Linked DNA regions of Homo sapiens: all the other regions are linked to region 2. A link is a loop called in an ENCODE intact Hi-C map of the cell type or tissue named here. Cell type or tissue: OCI-LY7. All regions are shown on one strand. Each heading gives the region's core, and the rest is flanking DNA. Links, peaks and the distances in the headings are about the cores only.

Evidence for each region. A loop is a pair of places that touch in the nucleus more often than their neighbours do. Peaks named below come from ENCODE experiments on the same cell type or tissue, not always from the same donor. Only the 100,000 strongest peaks of a DNase experiment are listed, where the experiment ranks them.
Region 1: it touches region 2 in a loop (3-fold over the local background); 47 of 110 quality-filtered maps call a loop at or near these places.
Region 3: a loop joins it to region 2, with 4 times the contacts of the local background. A loop is called at or near these places in 2 of 110 quality-filtered maps.

What each region holds. Positions count from the first base shown.
Region 1 is chr7:128,018,321-128,023,320 of GRCh38, reverse strand. The region is part of intron 16 of SND1 (staphylococcal nuclease and tudor domain containing 1); the gene reads right to left. Among named protein-coding and RNA genes, the nearest start is that of LRRC4, 11 kb to the left of the region's middle. RefSeq lists an enhancer at 4,199-4,749. In OCI-LY7, for the core only: CTCF peaks have their summits at 2,756 and 2,958; a DNase peak (open chromatin) is centred at 2,980.
Region 2 is chr7:128,206,847-128,214,045 of GRCh38, reverse strand. It overlaps MIR129-1 (microRNA 129-1), which reads right to left and starts at 6,174; the gene lies at 6,103-6,174. LOC124901744 (a long non-coding RNA gene) reads right to left here. Exons shown (of 2, transcript XR_007060516.1): 1 at 6,971-7,199. In OCI-LY7, for the core only: CTCF peaks have their summits at 3,870, 4,087, 5,201 and 5,412; DNase peaks (open chromatin) are centred at 4,125 and 5,415.
Region 3 is chr7:127,443,724-127,451,392 of GRCh38, reverse strand. No RefSeq gene overlaps it. Among named protein-coding and RNA genes, the nearest start is that of LINC03012, 29 kb to the left of the region's middle. In OCI-LY7, for the core only: CTCF peaks have their summits at 3,655 and 3,857 (motif pointing left); a DNase peak (open chromatin) is centred at 3,852.

The sequences.
Region 1 (5,000 bases), core at 1-5,000, 190 kb after region 2:
TTACCAGGACTGGGAGTGGGGAGTGGGGAGGCACTAGGAGGAAGAAGGTAGCACTGAAAGGGCCGGTGGGGCTTCCGAGCAGTATTGCAGAGCTAGGAGAAAAGAAAGGCAGACAAAAAGCACCATAATTGGAGCAAATGAGAGAAGAATGGAGCTCTATGGCAGATACACAGGCTAAGGGGCTGCAATGCAGTCAAGGAGGAAAGCCAGGGAGATTCCTCTGCCTTAGCAAGCAAGAGGCTGGCTGGACCCTGGATGGGGGAGGACTGTTAGTGCGAAATTCATGGCATGAAACAGAGGAGAAGAAAAGCAGGGAGATCAACTTTCCAAGAGAGGCGAAGAAAGAATGCATTTTGATTTCCTAATGAGAGGCTAGAATTAGATTTTAGGATGATCACAGGTTTTATCCTCTGGTACACGCCAGCTTTGCTGTCAGTACTTGGGCCAAACCACCTACCCACAACAGTCCTGTTCCCTATCCTGGAGGCTGTCCACTGCTTGGGGAAGCAACCCAGCCTTCAGGGATGTAATTTAATCCTGACCCTGACAGGCTCACTCAGGGATCTGCTCTAAACCCATTTCCTCATTTCTATTAACACAGTCATGGGGAGGGGGGTGGGGTGTGCTGGGGAGAAGAGAGGGAGCAACTCGGTATTTGTCCACAAAAAGAGTATTATTCCAGAGGAAGAGTGTTATATAAATTGTGTTTTCCAATAAAAATAGTGATGTCTATCAGTTCAGTGTACATGGACCTTTGCAGTGAGTCAGAGATTTGGCCTAGGCCTGTGGGGGATATCCCTGGGAGAAACTGTCTTGTCAAAGGAAGTTAGCATTTGAGACGATGGCATGATCTTTGCCCACTTATCCCATCAAAAAGAGTTTTGAAAGGATAGCAGGGAAGCATTGATATGAGAGGCTACTCTCAAGCTAGGTGTGGGAGCTAGACGGACCAAGATAGTACTTAGGCTTTCAGGTTTGTTCATTCTGTACACTCAGGAACATTACTAGAGTAATTACTACAGTTTAAATCAATTATAGGATGCCAAAGAAACAGTACTTGATCTACTTGTTTCTTTCATACCCTCCTACCTTCTTTTTTTTTTTTTTTTTTTTTTTGAGAGAGAGTCTTGCTCTGTTGCCCAGGCTGGAGTGCAGTGGTGTGATCTCGGCTCACTGCAACCTCCGCCTCCCGGGTTCAAGCGATTCTCCTGGCGTCAGCTTCCCGAGTTGCTGGGATTACAGGTGCGCACCACCACGCCTGGCTAATTTTTGTATTTTTAGTAGAGACGGGGTTTCACCATGCTGGCCAGGCTGGTCTGAAACTCCCGACCTCAGGCAATCCGCCCACCTTGGGCTCACAAAGTGCTGGGATTACAGGCGTCAGCCACTGTACCCAGCCCCCACCTACCTTCTTATAGCCCCACTAATAAAAAAATACCCTTCAATTAATTATTGTATCAGGTTTCCTGTCCCATATTCCCCATTTGAGTACACTCATCTGCCATAACAGGACCTAGGAAATCCTGCATGAGGCCCTCCATTTTGAAGAATGATGGCTCTTTCTTCCTAACATTTCTCATGATATTTCCTCTCCAGGGCAACTCCTTAATTTGTAGTCTCTTTTACAGTTCCTTTAAGGTCTCAACCCTCATTTCCCTGTGTCTCTAAGCTGGTGCTGATTTAGTCACTAGATAAGTTACTACCTGCTCAATGAGTCAGCAAGGATGACTGAGAAGAGCTTTCACACACTAAGTGTTCCCTGTGCAAAGTTTGGTTTCCTTGCCTCGGGCTACTTCTTCCCAGTCTTCAAGACCCTGGCTTCCTCCCTTTACCTGCCCACTCATCCAGGTTCATTAAGACCATTCAGACAGCTTCTCCCACGGCAGGTGAACTGAATGAGTTATAGGCAGCTCTCCACAGAGGCAGTTCCATCCAGGAGCCAAGTGCCAGTTCCCTGGATCATGCAGCTGTGTTTGGAGGAATGCTGAGTGCATCCCTCACAATAGGCCCAGAAATGGAGCTGAGGCCTCAGATACTAACAGCCTGTTTCTGCAGCCTGCCAGCCACAGTGGTTATAAGTTATAATCTATTGCCATTGCAAGAAGACTTAATTTCTGGACTTAAAGGAAGTCAGATAATACTTTATCCTATTAGTGTCTGCCTGTGTGAACTGACAATGGCATCCTTCTGACACGACTGCATATTCTTCCAATTCATCTCTTTAAGATTAGGCAGGGGGAAGTCTGGATGGAGTAGGAAAGGAGAGAGGAAAAAAATAACCTAAGGAAGAGACTGTTGAAGGAACCAGGGAAAGGGAAGACTATTTTTTTCATTAGAAATGAGGAGAGGGGATGCAGAGGGACAGGACAAGACTGTGCTCTTTCAAAGCATGTTTGCATTTCATTTTGTTTCTCTCATGAGGGGGAGAGACGGCAAGCACTGGAGGTGCTGTGTGCATGTGTGTCAGAAAAAAGGCTCTGAAGCCACAGAGAAGGATGAATACAAGAAGAATAAGGCATTGGCCCATTCTGTGCGCTTGCTGTTTCATCCATTGTGCCCGCTGGAGGCTTTCCCTTTCCTTAATCCTTCCCCCTTCATGTGTAAGTCCACATCCACTCCGACTAGTGGTGTTATGTCAGCCGAGGGTGCCTTCTCATTCTGGGTATGTTATCGAGGCTGGCCGACCTGGGGATGACAATTGACACTGAGACAGAACACAGGTTCATGGTTCCTAACTTCCGGGATATGGAGAGGGCAATGAGAACTTCCAAGTTAATTCAGAAAATCTAGTTGAACCCTCACATTTTATTTATGAGGAAAATGAAGCCCAGGAAGATGTGCCTTGCCCAGGTGTCACATAGCTGGTGATGCAGAGACCTTACCTGTAGTCTCTGGGTTCGCGACCTAGCGCAATTGCTGAGCGCCGGCAGGGCCACCATGACTTACAACTCCAGGGGGCGCCATTTACAGAAATGGCAAAGTGATTAGTGCCCCCTGGAGTTTGCAGTTTGATGCAATCCTTTATAGTTCCCTTTTGGGAGGGGGGAAGGCCTTTCCCACCAGTACTGTTATCTGTGCTTAATGCTCTGAGACAGATGGTGCCCACTCATGATTTCATTCAAACAGGAAGAGCTGAGAAATCAGGCAACTTTCCTTTCTCTTCAGGGCATGTGTGCTCTGATGGCAGCCCCATGGCTAATAAACCAAAAGGGGCATGTGTTGCTTCCATGGCCTTCCCCTTCTCTCTACAAGAGTGCAGGGTAGTAAGGTAACATCTATCCCAACATGACAGGAGGGCTTGCAGAAAGCTAAATCATGTTAGAGGTCTGTTCAAGGTCATGCAGACCCTTGGAGAAGCAGAGAAGCCTGGAGTCCCGCTCTACCTCCCTGGCCTTCCTAGTGTTGTGTAAGCAAGGGGACCCTCAGAGGGAAAGCTCTGGCAGCCCAGGTTGACTCAGGGGTCTACCCTGAAACTGGGGTCCAGAAAGCTAGGAAATTGTCCCCTCTTCCTCCCATCTCAAATCCTCTCTTGGGAACAGAGTGGCCCTGGCTATAATTTTATCACATACATTTAATTAGAATTTGTCTTCTTCATGATGGTTTCAAGTGAAGTCCCAATAGAAACATTCTAAAAGAACAGTGCTTTCAGGCAAGGATTTCTTCTAACCAAGTTAATTTAGCAGAAATGTGCATTGGGTGGAGTTACCTCTCTTTTCAACTTCAAAGCTGGGAAGCAATGGGAGGTGAGGAATGCAGAGAAAATAAAGAGGAGGGCAGGGGCTTCAGGCAAATGAGTTTCCATCCATTAAGGAGCGGCAATTTCTGCTAGCTCCCCTAGAGACCGGTCCCCTCCAATAATGGCCTGACTCTAATGATTCCCACTCCTAAGCAACAGCCTGTGTTATGCTGGTGTTGAGACGAACTGTGCCAGAGAAATTCCCTTTCTCTCAGAGGTGCTGCTATCATTACACAAGAGACATTAGTTAGCCAGGAGGATGTGCTATTGATGGGGAGAGAGAAAGATAACCAAAGAGAATGCTCTTCCCTAGCAGGCTTGGTACAGCTGACTTAGGACAGAAAAGGCGGACTGAGAGGTTACGGGTTAGCAATAAGAAAGGACTACCCATCATGGGCAGATTCTCTGGACCAGGGGGTGACCACAGGAGAAGTGGCCTCCTGATGAGTTGATGAACTCAGTTCAAGGAGGAACTAGCTGGCTGAGGTGGGGAGGGGGGCAGGTCTTTGGAGTTTGGAGTGTGGGTTAAGCTCAGACATAATGGACAAAACTGATGGACATTTGAGATGTGAAATGTGGTAATAAGTTCATGGGAAGTAAGGGTAAGGGATTCAATTTCAGGTCCCTAAATACTGGTCATTTCCAGGACAGAAGTACAGGTATGTGGCCTTAACAGCAATGAAGTTAGGATCATAGCTGTTATTGAGGCTTCAATGTTAGTTGAGGGTAGAGGGTTCTCTTATTCTGTCCTCTCCACTCTAAATACACTGAAATCTGTGATGAAAGCTAATATTGTGAGTTACTGCTAAAGTTGTTGCCAGCAGGTCTTGAGTAGGGGGTAGGGAGTCCCTTATTTTGCCCCTGGTGGCTTGCCTGTGATAGAGACGGACTGCTTCCAGAGGCTGCCTTGCCAGATGTGCCAGCAGGCAGCCCGGCCAGAGAGCCTGCAGTGCAGACAGATGTCCTGGGTCGTATTCAGGATGGTGAGACCCTTTATGGTACAGTGGCTTGGCTCTGGGGCAGTGCCAGAGCGGCAGGGTAATGTTCCTCAGCCAGATTCATTTCCCCCCAAACCTCTTCAAATATGTGGGCCACGGAGGGAGGCAAATTTAATTAAATTACTGTGTTGTGAACTGCCCTTCCTGGCCAAAGGCTAAAAATGGGCTCATGCTGACATGCAAACCCATCTGTGTGTACACAGCATGTGTTTTCTTTGTGCTGGGCTGTCAGCAGCTGGATGGGGTTGGCAATGCCCAAGGTTGGA
Region 2 (7,199 bases), core at 2,200-7,199:
CCTGAAAAACACTTCGTAGGATTTCTCTTCCTTCTATCTTCAGTGAAATGCTCATGGCTAGGCATGGTGGCTCACACGTGTAATCCAAGCACTTTGAGAGGCTGAGGTGGGAGAATCCTTTTAGCCCAGGAATTCAAAACCAGCCTGGTCAAGATAGTGAGACCTTGTCTTTACCAAAAATACAAAACTTAGCCAGGCATGGTGGTGTGCACCTGTAGCCCCAGCTACTGGGAAGGCTGAGGCAGGAGGATTGCTTGAGCCCAGGAGTTTGAGGCTGCTGTGAGCCATGATCGTGCCACTGCACTCCAGCCTGGGTGACTGAGTGAGACCCTGCCTCAAACAAACAAAACAAATGCTCATAAATGTGTTTTTCTTTGTTACAGAAATATGCACCCAAAGGAGCATTTTTCCAGCCAATTATCCTGTGCCCTTCCGATCTCATGACTTAGAGTAATTGACGCCATCTCCCTCATCTGGATACGTGGAAAAATGACTATTTGACGTTGGCTGCATCCCACCTACTCACCAGATTCTCTTTCCTCCTTCCATTCCCTGGGGCTGCAGGTCTCATCTCCGTCCAGGGGTATTTCCTGCCAAGTGCCTGGTTGCCTCTTTGCCTGGAGGAAGGCCCCAGGGCCTAGTTTACTTTCTCTCTTCTTTCTTTACCTTTTCCAAAGTTTCCTTGTGAAATCCTACTCCTTGGGCACCCCCACATTCCTTTCTTTCTTATGATACCACTAGAGCTGGCCCATGGGAACAGTGATTCTCAAACTTGAATGTGCATCAGAATCACCTGGAAAGCTTATTGAAACACAGATTGTGGGGTTCCACCTTCAGGGCTCTGGTTCAGTAGGTCTGGGTAGGGTCCAGTGGTGTGCTGGAAACTGTTTAACAATGGGCTTTCAGAAAGAAAAATGAGCACTGATTTGTAATGTTCCACAGTGTAAACACTCTCACCGTGGTTGATTTCAAGCCCCCAGTGTGATGGTCACTAAATGTGGAGTTAGGAAAGAGACATGTGCAATTGGTTCTCCTGAGATGTTACAAACTGTCTCCAGCCACCCTTGGCACTGGGATCTAAGAATTTGCATTTCTGTTTTTTTTTTTTTTGTTTTTGTTTTTGAGATGGAGTCTTGCTCTGTCGTCCTGGCTGGAGTGCAGTGGTGCAACCTCAGCTCACTGCAACCTCCGCTTCCTGGGTTGAAGCGATTCTCCTGCCTCAGCCTCCTGAGTAGCTGGGACTCCAGGTATGCGCCATCATGCCCAGCTAATTTTTGTACTTTTCGTAGAGACAGGATTTCACCATGTTGGCCAGGCTGGTTTCAAACTCCTGACCTCAAGTGATCTGCCCCCTCGGCCTCCCGAAGTGCTGGGATTACTGGTGTGAGCTATCGCACCTGGCAGAATTTGCATTTCTAATAAGATCCCTGGTAGTGCTGAGCTGCTGGTCTTGAAGTGGTTCCTACTTCGAGAATCACTGCCTTGGAGGGCCGAGCATAGGAGTATGGAGTTTGGGAAGAGATTCCTGGATTGTGTGAATGACTCTGAGACTTTGACCTGAAAAATCTCATCTCCCCAGGAGCCTAGAAAGAGATTTCCTGTCTCACAGCAAAAGAAGCTTATGTCATGGGGACCAGCACAGGCTACACGGTAGATAAAGCCAACCAGGGCTCTATTTTGGGCTGGTGCACTGGCCTGGAAGTTCTGTGCCCTACCTTGAAATGCCCCCCTGGCCACAGACCACTAACCACGCAGCTGCTGCCTCAGGCGAAAGTCCACTCCCACCTTCCCTGGCTCCAGGGCCCGCAACTAAGGAGCGCAGCTGGACAGGACGGGTGCACGCGAGTCCCAGGAGGCTTTCCCTCTCAAGAGGACGAACCATATCTCCGAGAGTGCTCCTGGCAGAACAGAGCATAGATGCTGGGGAAGAAAGGGAAGGATACAGGAAAGGAAGAATGAGAGAGAAGGAAAGGGTTAGGGGCGGGGGTAGGCGGGGAGAGAAGAGGGTCCTCAACACAGATGCTGATGTGGGGCTGGCAACTTCCAGGGGACTTAGGATGCATCCAGATTAGGCAAAAAATGAAAGCACCAAACCACACCTGTCCATCCCCTGACTAGCGCCATGCCAGCTTCATTCCTTGGGCTCTTTGATTTTCACTTCCTTGGTCACCTCCCCCAGGTCCAGCCCGATGAGGCCACTTCTGGGAAGAACAAAGGAGGCTCTGTAGGCTCTGCTGGGATGAGAAAGATCATCCCAGGAGGCAGGCAGGATTAACATGCGGCAGTGTTGCCACACACACTCGTGATATTATCCTGTTGGTGTATAGGATTATATGTCATTAGGATTACAGGGTGTAATAACTCCAGGTGCATTTGACATTTCTATTCAAATTGTACTTTGGGGAAACCTATAGGTTTTCCTTGCTGATGATTTATCTGGTTCCTTCCCCTGAGAGCCTGGCGTTCCCATCCTGCTTGCTTCCCTGCCTGCCGCCCCCAAAACTCCTTCCTGTGCCCTCAGCGGCTCCCACTCTCAAGGACAGCTGTTGGGGCCCCAGTCCTTGCTTTCCTGCCGAGTGTGGGGTGGGCCTGGTGGGAGAGGAGATTGTATCTGATCCAGCACATTCCTCTCATTTTACAAATGCAGAAACCCAGGCCCAGAGCATGATGGAGACTAGTTCAGGCCACTCTCTCCAGGTGGCCCAGCTTGGATCAGATCCTGGTCTCAGCCTCCTGGGAGAGGGGACACCTTGCCAAGGTGCCCCTGCTGGCACCTCGAGCAATCAGAAAGGGTGACATCAGCCACCCGGAGAGACTTCTCATTTTGCCTTCCACATTCCCCCACCTTCCTTTTCATTCCTGCCTTTCCTTTGTCAATTCTGTGCCACCTCTTCATCTCCTCCCTCCCTCCCCGAAAGGCCATGATGGCCCGCAGGTCAGGACAGCCCTTCCCGGCCTGAGCCTCTCCAGCTCTGGGAGTTCCAACACCACTGCCGGTTCTTCGAGAGCAGTGAGGGGACCTGGCTCCCCCTGGCTTCCCCAAGCCTCTCAGCCCACAAGGCCCTGGTCCTTCCCACCCGTAAGACTCTCCCGAGACCACACAGCTAGTGCAGGTGGGACCTGAGATTAGCATCCAGCTCTGATTATTCTGAAGTCCAGTTTCTCCCTCTGCTCACTCCAGGTCTGGCAGCTGCTCCTCGCTGTGGCGCACTCAGCCTTTGGCACACAGCCGCAGGCGCTCGGCAGGTGAGGAACCTGCTTGGGAGCAATAAAGCAGGGGGCAAAACTCCATGGCTGATTTCAGACAACCGACTGCTAAATGCCAGACACATCCACACAGCTGTGGAAAGACAGCCACTCATGAGCAGCCAAGCAGATGCCCCCCAGAGCTGATACCCCTGGACACAGAATCGGGGGCCTTGCTTTTTATGGTGGGGACCATCCATTGTCCTGACATTATTTCACTGACTAGAACCCACCGCCCTGTCAGAGGGGCATGATTTTCCCTGTTTTACAGATGAGGACACCGAGGCACAGAGAGGGCTAAGGACTTTCCTGAGGCCACATAGCTGGCGCAGGGACAACCTGAGATTTGAATCCAGATCGGATTGATTCTGAAGTCTGGGTTCTTTCCTTTAACATTGGGAACAGGAGCCTTTTTGGAATAGTGCCTCTCCTGAGTCCCTCTCCCTCTGGAGGGAATAGGTTCTCTAGGGTGGCAGGGATTTGAGTTGCAATTTGCGAGGCTCATGCAAAGGGTTAAGTCGTCAAATGCCTGAGATGTGGACCCAGAAGCCACTTTGAAAGGTGCCCTAGAGCAGTCTGGCTGTAGACACGCTCACCAAGGGGCTCTAGCAACCCTCCCCCTCCCACCTCCCCTCCTTCTCTCCTTCTCTCCTTCTCTTCTCCCCTTCCCCTCTCAGGCTCTGCACCCCTCAAGACTGCTCCTCACAAAAACTCTGATTCTGTTAGGAAAGATCTTGCAGTCCTAGAACAGAGTCTGGCACATAGACTCAAAATTCCTTGAGTGACTCCGCAGAATGAAGCTCTTTGGAAGCTGTGAGGTGCACTACCCCACTATGACCACACGATGCCACCCTTGAGCTGCACACGCATTCCCACCCGCATGCTGGCAGCAGGTGGCAGAGCAACAACTGCTTTGCAGCTGGGTGGGATGGGGAGGGTCAGGATAGCATCAGGGGCAGGAGCTCCCGTGGTCACAGGTATTATTCAGCCGTGCCGTTTTGCTCGTCGCCATCGTCCCTTCTCCCACTGCTGTCTGGCTGTCACCTAGTGGGGGCTCGGTTGGCCTCACAAACCTGCAGTAATTGTTCCTGGACCCGTAAACCCAGCCTTTCTTCCTGAACCTCCACAGCAAACCCCCAGCCCCACTCAGGATCCTTTAGCACCTCTGAACTCAGTTGCAGGCGACACGCCAGCTCACATATTGCCTTAAAATGGCCTCCAGCAGCTTCTGCTTAGGGAAGGAATCTTCCAGGGGCCTTGTTTCTTGAGGGCTGTGGCTCTGCAGCAGTAAAGGCCTTGGGGAGGCCTGATGCCACGCCCCCAACCTTGGGCTGTCTCGGCACAAGTGGCCACCCCAGGGCCGAGTGGGAGGATTCCAGATAAGGAGGGTCCCTGGCCCCTGGCCATTTCCTGGCCGCAGAGCACTACGGCACTCGGCACTCGGGAGCCTGGTCATCCGTCTCATTGTCAGTGGTGGACAACAAGATGGATGTCCGTGTGGTCATTCCTGACCTGCCGTGGCCTCACCGCGGCTGCAGTGTCGATCCCCCAGCTATCCGGCATGAGGAGGAGGGACTGGGAATCTACAACAACCTGTAATTGGCATAACCTGTTTTCTGCCCCATTTATTTATTTATTTAGATGGAGTCTTGCTCTCTCACCCAGGTTGGAGTGCAGTGGCGCAGTCTCGGCTCATTGCAACCTCTGTCTCCTTGGTTCAAGCGATTCTCTGCCTCAGCCTCCCAAGTAGCTGCAATTACAGACTTGCGCCACCATGCCCAGCTAATTTTTGTATTTTTAGTAAGAGTCGGGGTTTCACCATGTTGGCCAGGCTGGTCTTGAACTCCTGACCTCAAGTGATCTGTCCACCTCGGCTCCCCAAAGTGCTGGGATTACAGATGTGCCCGGCCCCTGGCCTCTTTAGAGGTGAGGACCCCACTTAGCTGTATTTCACTTCTCTCCATATCATATAGGTCCTCCTCTGTCCTTTATCCCAACATGGTTCTCACCTTTGGGGAAGTTTCCTTAGGCCCCCAACCCAACTCTTGTATATGACCCCTGCTGTCAGCTCTGTCCCCTGTCAGTCCCCTGCCCCCTGAGGGCTGACACCTGTGGGGCCTCCCCCAGGGATGGTAACTCACACCTTCCTCTTTCCCAGGGTGTGCAATTCCACCTCCTCTCTCTAGAGGTCTCTGGATCCTCAGCAAGCAATATTATTGACTCTAACAAGCAATCAAGGACTTTATTTGAAGGATTTGGGGGTAGTTCACAGAATGAAGGGCGCGGTTAAGATCCAGGCCAGGGCAGGGCAGACATTAGGCAAGTCAGTGATACAGGCAGTGGAAGCTTGTCATCTTCTCGCCATACACTGCTGGGATCAATCAGCATCAATTATTTTGTTCCCAATCTCAGTATCCTTTACAGATTTCAATTCTTGTGTCCACCCAGTGGGCAGAAGAGGGCAGGACCTCTTGAGTGACAACCCACCCAGAAGTGTCCATGGTGTGGAAGGGGGTCATCCCCAAAAGGATTTCAGAAGGAGATCATCTGTATACAGAGGACAGAATGCTGGGAGAGCTGTGTGACCTTCATCCACCAAAGCGGTTTTCCCTGGCATGTAATTGAGCCACTCCTTTATTTTTCTTATCTGTGGAGTCTCTCACTTGACATTGCCCACTGGTAAATGATGAAAAGAGTGGCATAAGTGAGGCCCAGAGAGGCTCAGTGCTGGACTTAAAGTCACTCAGCAACTCTAAAGGAGAGCCAGGAGACCCCAGTTCCATTCACTGTTCTTGGGTTTGCTGTGACTCACCTGGAGCCCTTGGGGCAGCCTCCCCTGTGGACAAGGCCTCCCGCAGATACTTTTTGGGGTAAGGGCTTCCTGACTACTGTTGAGAGGAACAGCAAGCCCAGACCGCAAAAAGATCCAAAGGAGACAGCAGCCATCCCATGGCAGGGGGGCTGGAGGGGAGGCTGTGGCCCCTCCAGGGCTTAGCTGGTACCAAGAAGACCGGGTCGGGGAGGGAGAGCCAGGACCTAGGGGGAGGAGGGGAGTGGGGGGGGAGGTGGGGGGAGAGGAAGAAAAGAGTCCTGGGGAGAAGAGAAAGCTGAGAGCCCCAGAGGCAGGAGGCAGGCAACAGGAATCCCAGCTGTAATCCCCCTCCACCTCCCAAAGTCACAACCTCCTTCTTATGAGACAGAAGTGGCCAAGCTGTAGCTCACTCCTGGGAAGGGGCAGTTTGAACCTGCGGCTCCCCTTCATTTTCCCCTTTCATCTCCTGCATCCTGCGCCTCCTCAGAGCCCTCTGCTGTGCCTGGGCTTCATTTGGATGGTCTGGCCCAGGGTCTCTCTGCAGCCGTGGTGCTTCCTTGGTTCCACAGTGTCAGTACACCCAGTTCCCACAGGGGACTCTCCCAGAGTCTCAAAATGCTAAGTGCCCCAAGAAGAAGATGCCATCCCTGGTTGAGACCTTGGGGACAGACATCTTTGAACTTGCAAGTGTGGGCTCTGATGTGCTTTCAGCAGACGCTGCTGTCATGGAAAAGGCAGGGGTCCCAGGGCCAGGCCAACTTAGCCTGATTAAATTGCTCCTGGCTGTCTCAAATGAGCTGTTTCTCCAAGGTGGCAGCTAAGCCCCGCATCTCACAGTGGCCTCCTGCTTCCATAACATGAGGTCAGCAATGCTACACAGAGGTCCCTGAGCCAACCTGGCCTGGGTCTTACCTGCCTTAGAGGCTGCAGCCCTGGAAGAGGCAAGGAGATTCCAGAAGTGTCACCATTGCAGGTTTGCAGAATGGATGGTGTCCGCCTCCAGTTCCCTGCAGAGCTCAGCATGCAATGGTTTATCTCTTGCTTTTCCTGAAGGTGTGGAGGAGCCATCGGGACCTGCTAGAGAGGGGCCCTCGTGCCTTGCCCAGACTCCCAACATGACACAACACGGACTTGTCAGCAG
Region 3 (7,669 bases), core at 1,429-6,428, 760 kb after region 2:
ATACACCTTCCCCAGCCAGGCTGCCGCCTCACAGTTCGATCTCAGACTGCTGCGCTAGCAGTATGCAAGGCTCTGTGGGCGTGGGACCCGCCAAGCCAGGCACGGGAGAGAATCTCCTTGTTTGCCGGTTGCTAAGACCTTGGGAAAAGCACAGTATTTGAGCAGGAGTTTCCCATTTTTCTAGGTAGTCTGTCAAGGCTTCCCTTGGTTAGGAAAGGGAAATCCCCCGAACACTTGCATTTCCTGGGTGAGGTGATGCCCTGCCCTGCTTCGGCTCGCCCTCCATGGGCTGCACCCACTGTCCAACCAGTCCCAATGAAATGATCCAGGTACCTCAGTTGGAAATGCAGAAATCACCCGTCTTCTGTGTCAATCACGCTGGGAGCTGCAGACTGGAGCTGTTCCTATTCAGCCATCTTCCGTACCTCATTTTCTTTATCCAGCCCACCACTGATGGGCACCTAGGTTGATTTCATGTCTTTTATATTGTGACTAATGCTGTGTTTAACATGCAAGTGCATGTATCTTTTTGGTAAAGTGATTTATTTTCTTTTTTGTATATAGCCAGTAATAAAATTGCTGGGTTGAATGGTAGTTCTGGTTTAAGTTCTTTGAGAAATCTCCAAACTGCTTTTCACAGTGGTTGAACTAATTTACTTTCCCACCAACAGTGTGTAAGTGTTCTCTTTTCTCTGGAGCCTCACCAACATCTTTTATTTTTTGACTTTCTAATAGTACCCATTCTGACTGGTGTGAGATGGTATCTTCTTGTGGTTTTGATTTGCATATATCTGATTATTATGGATGTGGAGATTTTTTTCATATTTTTGTTGGCTGCTTGTGTATCTTCTTTTAAGAAGTGTCTATTCATATCTCTTGCCCATTTTAAATGGGATTATTTGTCTTTTGCTTTTTGAATTGTTTAAGTTCCTTATAGATTCTGGATGTTAGACCTTTGTTATATGCATAGTTTGTGAACATTTTCTCCAATTTTTTAGGTTTTGTTTTGCTCTGTTCATAGTTTCTTATGTGGAGAAGAATCTCTTTAGTTTAATTAAGTCTCACTTGTGAATTTGTTTTTGTTGCAATTGCTTTTGAGGACTTAGTCATAAATTCTTTCCTAAAACTGATGTCCAGAATGGTGTTTCCTAGGTTTTTTTCTAGGATTCTTATAGGTTGAAGTCTTATATTTAAATCTCTAATTTATCCTGAGGTAATTTTCATGTATGCTTATAGGTAGGAGTCCAGTTTCATTCTTCTGCATAATGGCTAGTGAGCTGTCCCAGCACCATTTGTTGAACAGGGAGTTGTTTCCCCATTGGTTATTTTTGTTGACTTCGTTGAAGATCAGATGGCTGTAGGATATGGCTTTATTTCTTTATTCTCCATTCTGTTCCACTGGTTTATTGTCTGCTTTTGTACCATCCTGTTTTGGTTACCGTAGCCTTCTAGTGTAGTTTGAAGATGGGTAATTTGATGCCTCCAGCTTTGTTGTTTTTGCTTAGAACAGCTTTGGCTATTTGGGCTCTTTTTTGGTTCCATATGAAGTTTAGAATAGTTTTTTCTAGTTCTTTGGAAAATGACACTGATAGTTTGATAGGAATAGCTTTGACTCTGTAGATGGCTTTGGGAAGTGTAGACATTTTAATGGTGTTGATTCTTCTAATCCATGAGCATGGCATGTTTTTCCATTCGTTTGTGTCATCTGTGATTTCTTTCAGCAGTGTGTTGTAGTTCTCCTTGTAGAGATCTTTCATCTCCTTATTTAGATATATTCCTAGGTATTTTATTATTTTGTGGCTATTGTAAACGGGTTTGCATTCTTGACTTGGCTCTCAGTTTGAACATTATTGGTTTATAGAAATGCTACTGATTTTTTACATGGATTTTGTTTCCTGGAACTTTACTGAAGTTGTGTATCAGTTCCAGGAACCTTTTGGTGGAGTGTTTAGGGTTTTCTAAATATAGAATGATATCATCCATGAAAAGAGATAGTTTTACTTCTTCTTTTCCTTTTTGGATCACTTTTATTTCTTTCTCTTATCTGATTGCTCTGGCTAGCACTTTCAGTACTATGTTGAACAAGAATGGTGAGAGTTGGTTTTTAAAATTTTGAGATATGTTCCTTTGATACCTACTTTGTTGAGGGCTTTTGTCATGAAGGGATATTGGATTTTATTGTAAGCCTTTTCTGTGTCTATTGAGATCACCATATAGCTTTTGTTTTAATTCGGTTCATGGGATGAATCACATTTTTTGATGACCTTGCACCCCAGGAAAGAAGCCTACTTGATTGTGGTGAATTAACTTTTTGAGGTCCTGTTGGATTTGGTTTGCTAGTATTTTGTGGAGGATTTTTGCATCTATTTTCATCAGGGATATTGGCATGTAGTTTTCATTTTTATTGTGTCTTTGCCAGGTTTTGGTATCAGGGTGATGTTGGCTTTGTAGAACAAGGTAGGGAGGAGTCCCTCCTCCTCGATTTTTTGGAACAATTTTGGTAATTGGTACGAGCTCCTCTTTGTATGTCTGGTAGAATTCAGCTGTGAATCCATGTGGTTCAGGGCTTTTTTTGGTTGGTAGGTTTTTTATTACTGATTCAATTATGGAACTCAATATTTGTCTATTCAGCATTTCAGTTTCTTCCTGATTCAGTCTTGGGAGATTGTATGTTTTCAGGAATTTACCCATTTCCCCTAGATTTTCTAGTTTGTGTTCATAGAGGTGTTCATAATAGCCTCTGAGGATCTTTTGTATTTCTGTGGGATTGGTTGTAATACCACCTTTGTCATTTCTGATTGTGTTTATTTGGACATTCGCTCTTTTTTCTTTGTTAATCTAGTTAGTGATCTATTGATCTTGTTTATCCTTTCACAGAACAAACTTTTGGTTTTGTTGATTCTTTGTATGGATCTTTGGGTCTCAACTTCATTCAGTTCTACTCTAATTTTAGTTATTTCTATTTTTCTTTTTCTTTCTTTCCTTTTTTTTTGAGACAGAATGCTTTGTTGCTCAGTCTGGAATGCAGTGGCACATATTTCCTTAAATATGTTTTCCAGGTTGTTTACTTTTTTTCCTTCTCTCTCAGGAATGCCAATAGTTGATAGGCTTGGGTGCTTTACATAATCCCATATTTCTCAAAGACTTTGTTCATTTTTTAAAATTCTTTTTTATTTTTGTCTGCCTGGGTTCATTCAAAGGACCAATCTTCAAGCTCTGAAATTTTTTCCCCTGCTTGATCCAGTGTATTGGTAAAGCTTTCAATTGTATTTTGAAATTTCTTAAGTGTGTATTTCATTTCCAGAAGCTCTGATTGATTTCTTTTTAAGATGTTTATCTCTTTCTTCATTGTTTGGATTCCTTTAGAAGTTTCTTTGGGTTGATTTTCAACTGTGTCTTGGATCTCATTAAGCTTCTTTGTAATCCATACTTTGATTTCTCTGTCATTTCTGAGTTTCCATTTTGATTAAAGACAGTTGCTGGAGAGCTAGTGTGACCCTTTGGTGGTGTCACTACAATCAGATTTTTCATGGTGCAAGAATTCTTGTGCTGGTTCCTTCTCATCTGGAGATACTGTCACATCTAATTTTTGTAATTATTTCCATGTGAGTAGGGTTTTTTTCTTTTATTTCTTCCCCTATAATAATATTATTATTTTTTCTTTCATTTCCCTTCCCTCCACCCCAGGAGTGTGACTGTAGAGAATGTTGGGTAGGGTCTTTTGGCTTTGCTTCTATAGCCCTATGCACTTCTTTCAGCAGGTTTTATATTGGGCAGTGCAGTTTGACCTACAGGCCAGTAGATGGCAGTTATAAGTAACAGCTGCTATGGCCAGTGTGGCTGGGTATATATTTGATCCTTGTTTACTAGCAGAAGCTCTCTGTTGCCCTCTGTTGCCCGGGATGAGCAGTGGTCTGAGCTGCTTGCTCAGCCCTGGAGAGGCAGGGTCCATGAAGGGTGGGGCTGGACTCAGCAGGTCCACCTATAGATCTCCTGATGACAGGCACAAGCACCAACACCATGGGGGAATCCAGTAGGCAGCCACCAAGCACCAAGAGGTGTGCCTAGGCATGGAGCAGGGAAACCTCTTCAGTCCCAAGTTCTCTGCGTGGGGATGGGGGGAGTTTAAATTCCTAATCCAGGAGAGTGAGTGTTCCAGATGCCTGAAGATCTGCCTGGATATGGAGTAGAAAGGGTCCCCCCTGCACCAAGGTTTCTGCACAGGAGGGCTGGGGTGACTCAGGCTGCTGAACCAGGCAAGCAGGTGCTCTGAATGCCTGGAGACCTGCTCGGGCATGGAGTGGACAGTCACTCACTCTACCACTATCTATGTCCCGGAAGGGTGTGTGTGTGGCTCAGGCTGCTGAACCAGATGAGCAGGTGCTCTGAATGCCATAGATCTGCCTTGGCATGAAGCAGAGACAGCAGAGAGGCCCCCCTGAACTAGGATCTCTGCACTGGAACAGTGGGGCAGGTCAGGCTGCTCATCCATATGAGCAGGATCCAAATGCCTAGAGATCTGTCTGGGTGTGGAGTGGAGAAAGCTCTGCTGCACCATGATCTATGCCTGAGAAGCATGAGGTGGCTCAGGCTGCTGAACCAGGTGAATGGGTGCTCTGAATGGTAGGAAATCTGCCTTGGGGTGGAGCAGAGACGGCCCCACTGCACCACAGTCTTAGGGGAGCAGTCTAGTATACCCAGCAAGGCACATGAAGATCAGTTCGAGGTCATCAAGCTGGCCCTGGCTGCAAGACTGGTTGCTGAGGAGAAACTGCAGATGTAGCTGCTCTCCTCTGGTTCCAGGCTTGCAATATGGGAGAGCACAATTGCAGCACCTATTGCTGAGGTGTTTTTCACAGTTCTGGCTGTGGAGGCCCCTACCTTTCTCCAGAGCAGGCATTCCAATCTCTGGCTTGAGACTAAAATGCCTGCACAGTTACGCTGCTGAATTGCCTAAGAATGGTTGCCTTTGTATGCGCCTGGATTAAAAATGGCATCCTACTCTTGGTCCTAGGTCTGAGAAAATGTCTGCAGCTTTGCCCACTGTCTTTCCCTCACAGAGTCTCCAAGTCTCTCCCCAAGTTAGCTCCAGGGCTTGGGAGAAACAAAGTTTCTCCTCGACTGGGTTGCTTGGATCCCCAGTGGAAAGGTGAGTCACAGAGAAGGACTCTCTGCCTCCTCACACACTGGGGCTTCACTCACTTTTATCAGCCAGATGCCATTATAGGGGCTGTCCCCACATTATCCTTCACAGATTCTGAGGTGTCCTTCACAATTATGGTGGATTCCCATTTTCCTTCTTAAATTAAAGCTCACAGAGTTGATCTTTATGTACTATCTTGCTATTTTCAAGTGGTGGAGGCACACTAAAAGCCTCTAATCCACCATCTTGGGAAAAAAACCATACTATCTCTTTTAAAACTCAAAGACAGAATATCTGGATGAATCTGTCCAAATTTCATGTCTGCACATGGTATATTTTCACCAAGTGCTAATGAGCCTTCAGCCATCCCTAATAAGACAGGGTGAGATGTCTTCCAAGAAGTTTATAAGGGAAGATGTCAAAATTTGCATGTGTATGACTATTGTTCAATCATTAATTCTATAAATATTTATTAAGGGCATACTGTGTACCAAGTATTGTTCAGGTGCTGTGGCTGCAGCTGTTAACAAAGCAGATGACAAAAATTCTGGCCCTAAGAGAGCCCATCTTCTTGCTTTGTGGAGAACTACCACTCTATAGGCTTGATTAAAAGTAGAACCTTAAAAATTATTCTTCTATCCCTGACCTTCTACAATCTCTTCTAAGAATTAACAACCAAAGAAAATAATGTCAGAAATTTATGTAAAATGTTAATTGCAGCATTTATAATGACATTCTCTAGAAAAAATATAAATATTAGGGCCGGGCACAGTGGCTCATGCCTGTAATCCCAGCATTTTGGGAGGCCGAGGCAGGTGGATCACCTGAGGTCAGGAGTTCGAGACCAGCCTGACCAACATAGAGAAACCCCATCTCTACTAAAAATACAAAATTAGCCAGGCATGGTGGCACATGCCTGTAATCCCAACTACTCAGCGGGGCTGAGGCAGGAGAATCACTTGAACCCGGGAGGCGGAGGTTGTGGTGAGCCAAGATTGTGCCATTGCACTCCAGCCTGGACAAAAAGAGTGAAACTCCATCTCAAAAAAAAATTTAATGGTAGGGGAATAATTAAATAACTAGTGATATACACATTTGATGAAATATTAGGTAATTATGTAAAAATTAAATAAAAATTGTAAGACCATAGGATAGATAATTTAAAATGCCAGATTGTTTTCTAGTAAGGTTGAACCAAGTTATTTGTCTAGCAGTGGTGTTTGAGAGTATCCATGTAACCTTAACATTGTTGCAGTGAGTACTTTAAAAAAACAGGACATGGTATAATCCTATGTGTGTGTGACATAATTAGATGGCAAAGCCAGTTTGGATGGCAGAAATGGTATTTCACTTTAATTTATAAATATTTGATTATTTGTCAACAGTTTTTTAAGGGAATTTGGATAAAATTAGGGTTTGATTTATTGAGAGCATACCTGGTTAGTGAGGTTTTGGTATTAAGAAGTTTACTAATTGTGCCACAATATGGTTTACAAAAGATACTTTAAATTTTTACTTTAAAATTCTTGAAAGTTTTAAAGTATTCTTTAGGTTTACTGGGAAAGTCACTAGCTTACTTTAAATACTTTCAATTTGAAGACGTTCACATCCAAACTAACTTGAACGGTAAGTATTCGTTATTCTCTACCCATATTTCTTTGTTGTTTAAAAAGTCTGTTATTAGCTAGGGCATTGGTTGTTGCATTGTTTATTTTGCTTATTATTTTAGATATTTAAAAATACATATTTCTTGCATATTTGAGTACTATATATTTAACTGCTCTATTCTTCCTGTTCTTGGGAGCATCTGCTTCTATAACTTTTGACATTAAATTTTGGATTGGATGAATAAAAACTAAAACTAATAAGCTAGGCCAAAAGAAAATTGTTAAGTGTATAGCTAAGAAATGAAAAGCATTCACCATCTGTTACTAAATTGTTTTTCTAAAATATAATGACAGGATGTAGAAACATACTACATTATTGAGTTCAAGCACTGAGTCTGGGCATAGCTTCTTGACTTCCCAACTCAGTCATTTGCCAGGAGCTTGAGTAGCAACATAATTTGAAAAAGCAGAGGGCGGGGGAAGGGGAATCTGTTCAGAGGGAGAAAAAGGCAGATAGCTCCAGCAAATGCAGAGTTGGGAGTTAGTATAACACATTTGGGAGGTAGAAGAGATGGATACCAGGAAGGGTGTTGGTACTGAAAAAAGATGAGGGAAATCTGGGTAGAAAAGGTGGAACCAGATGACAGGGGCCATAGACATGCTGAAGAGCTTGAAGTTCTTTCTGTAGGTGATTGGTAGCAATAGAAGCATAAGTTTAGATATAATGAATATAATATAATGAATATAATATAATGAATAAAATATAAACATGTTTTATTGGTGGTCTTGGTTTTATTTATAGCTAGACTGTGAAGGGTCCTTCCTTTAATATCTGGGTTACTCCCTTCCTCTCTAGACCACTTACATTTTTTCTAATTAGTCTAAGCAAAGCAAACAGAATGAGTCCAAGCACCATTCA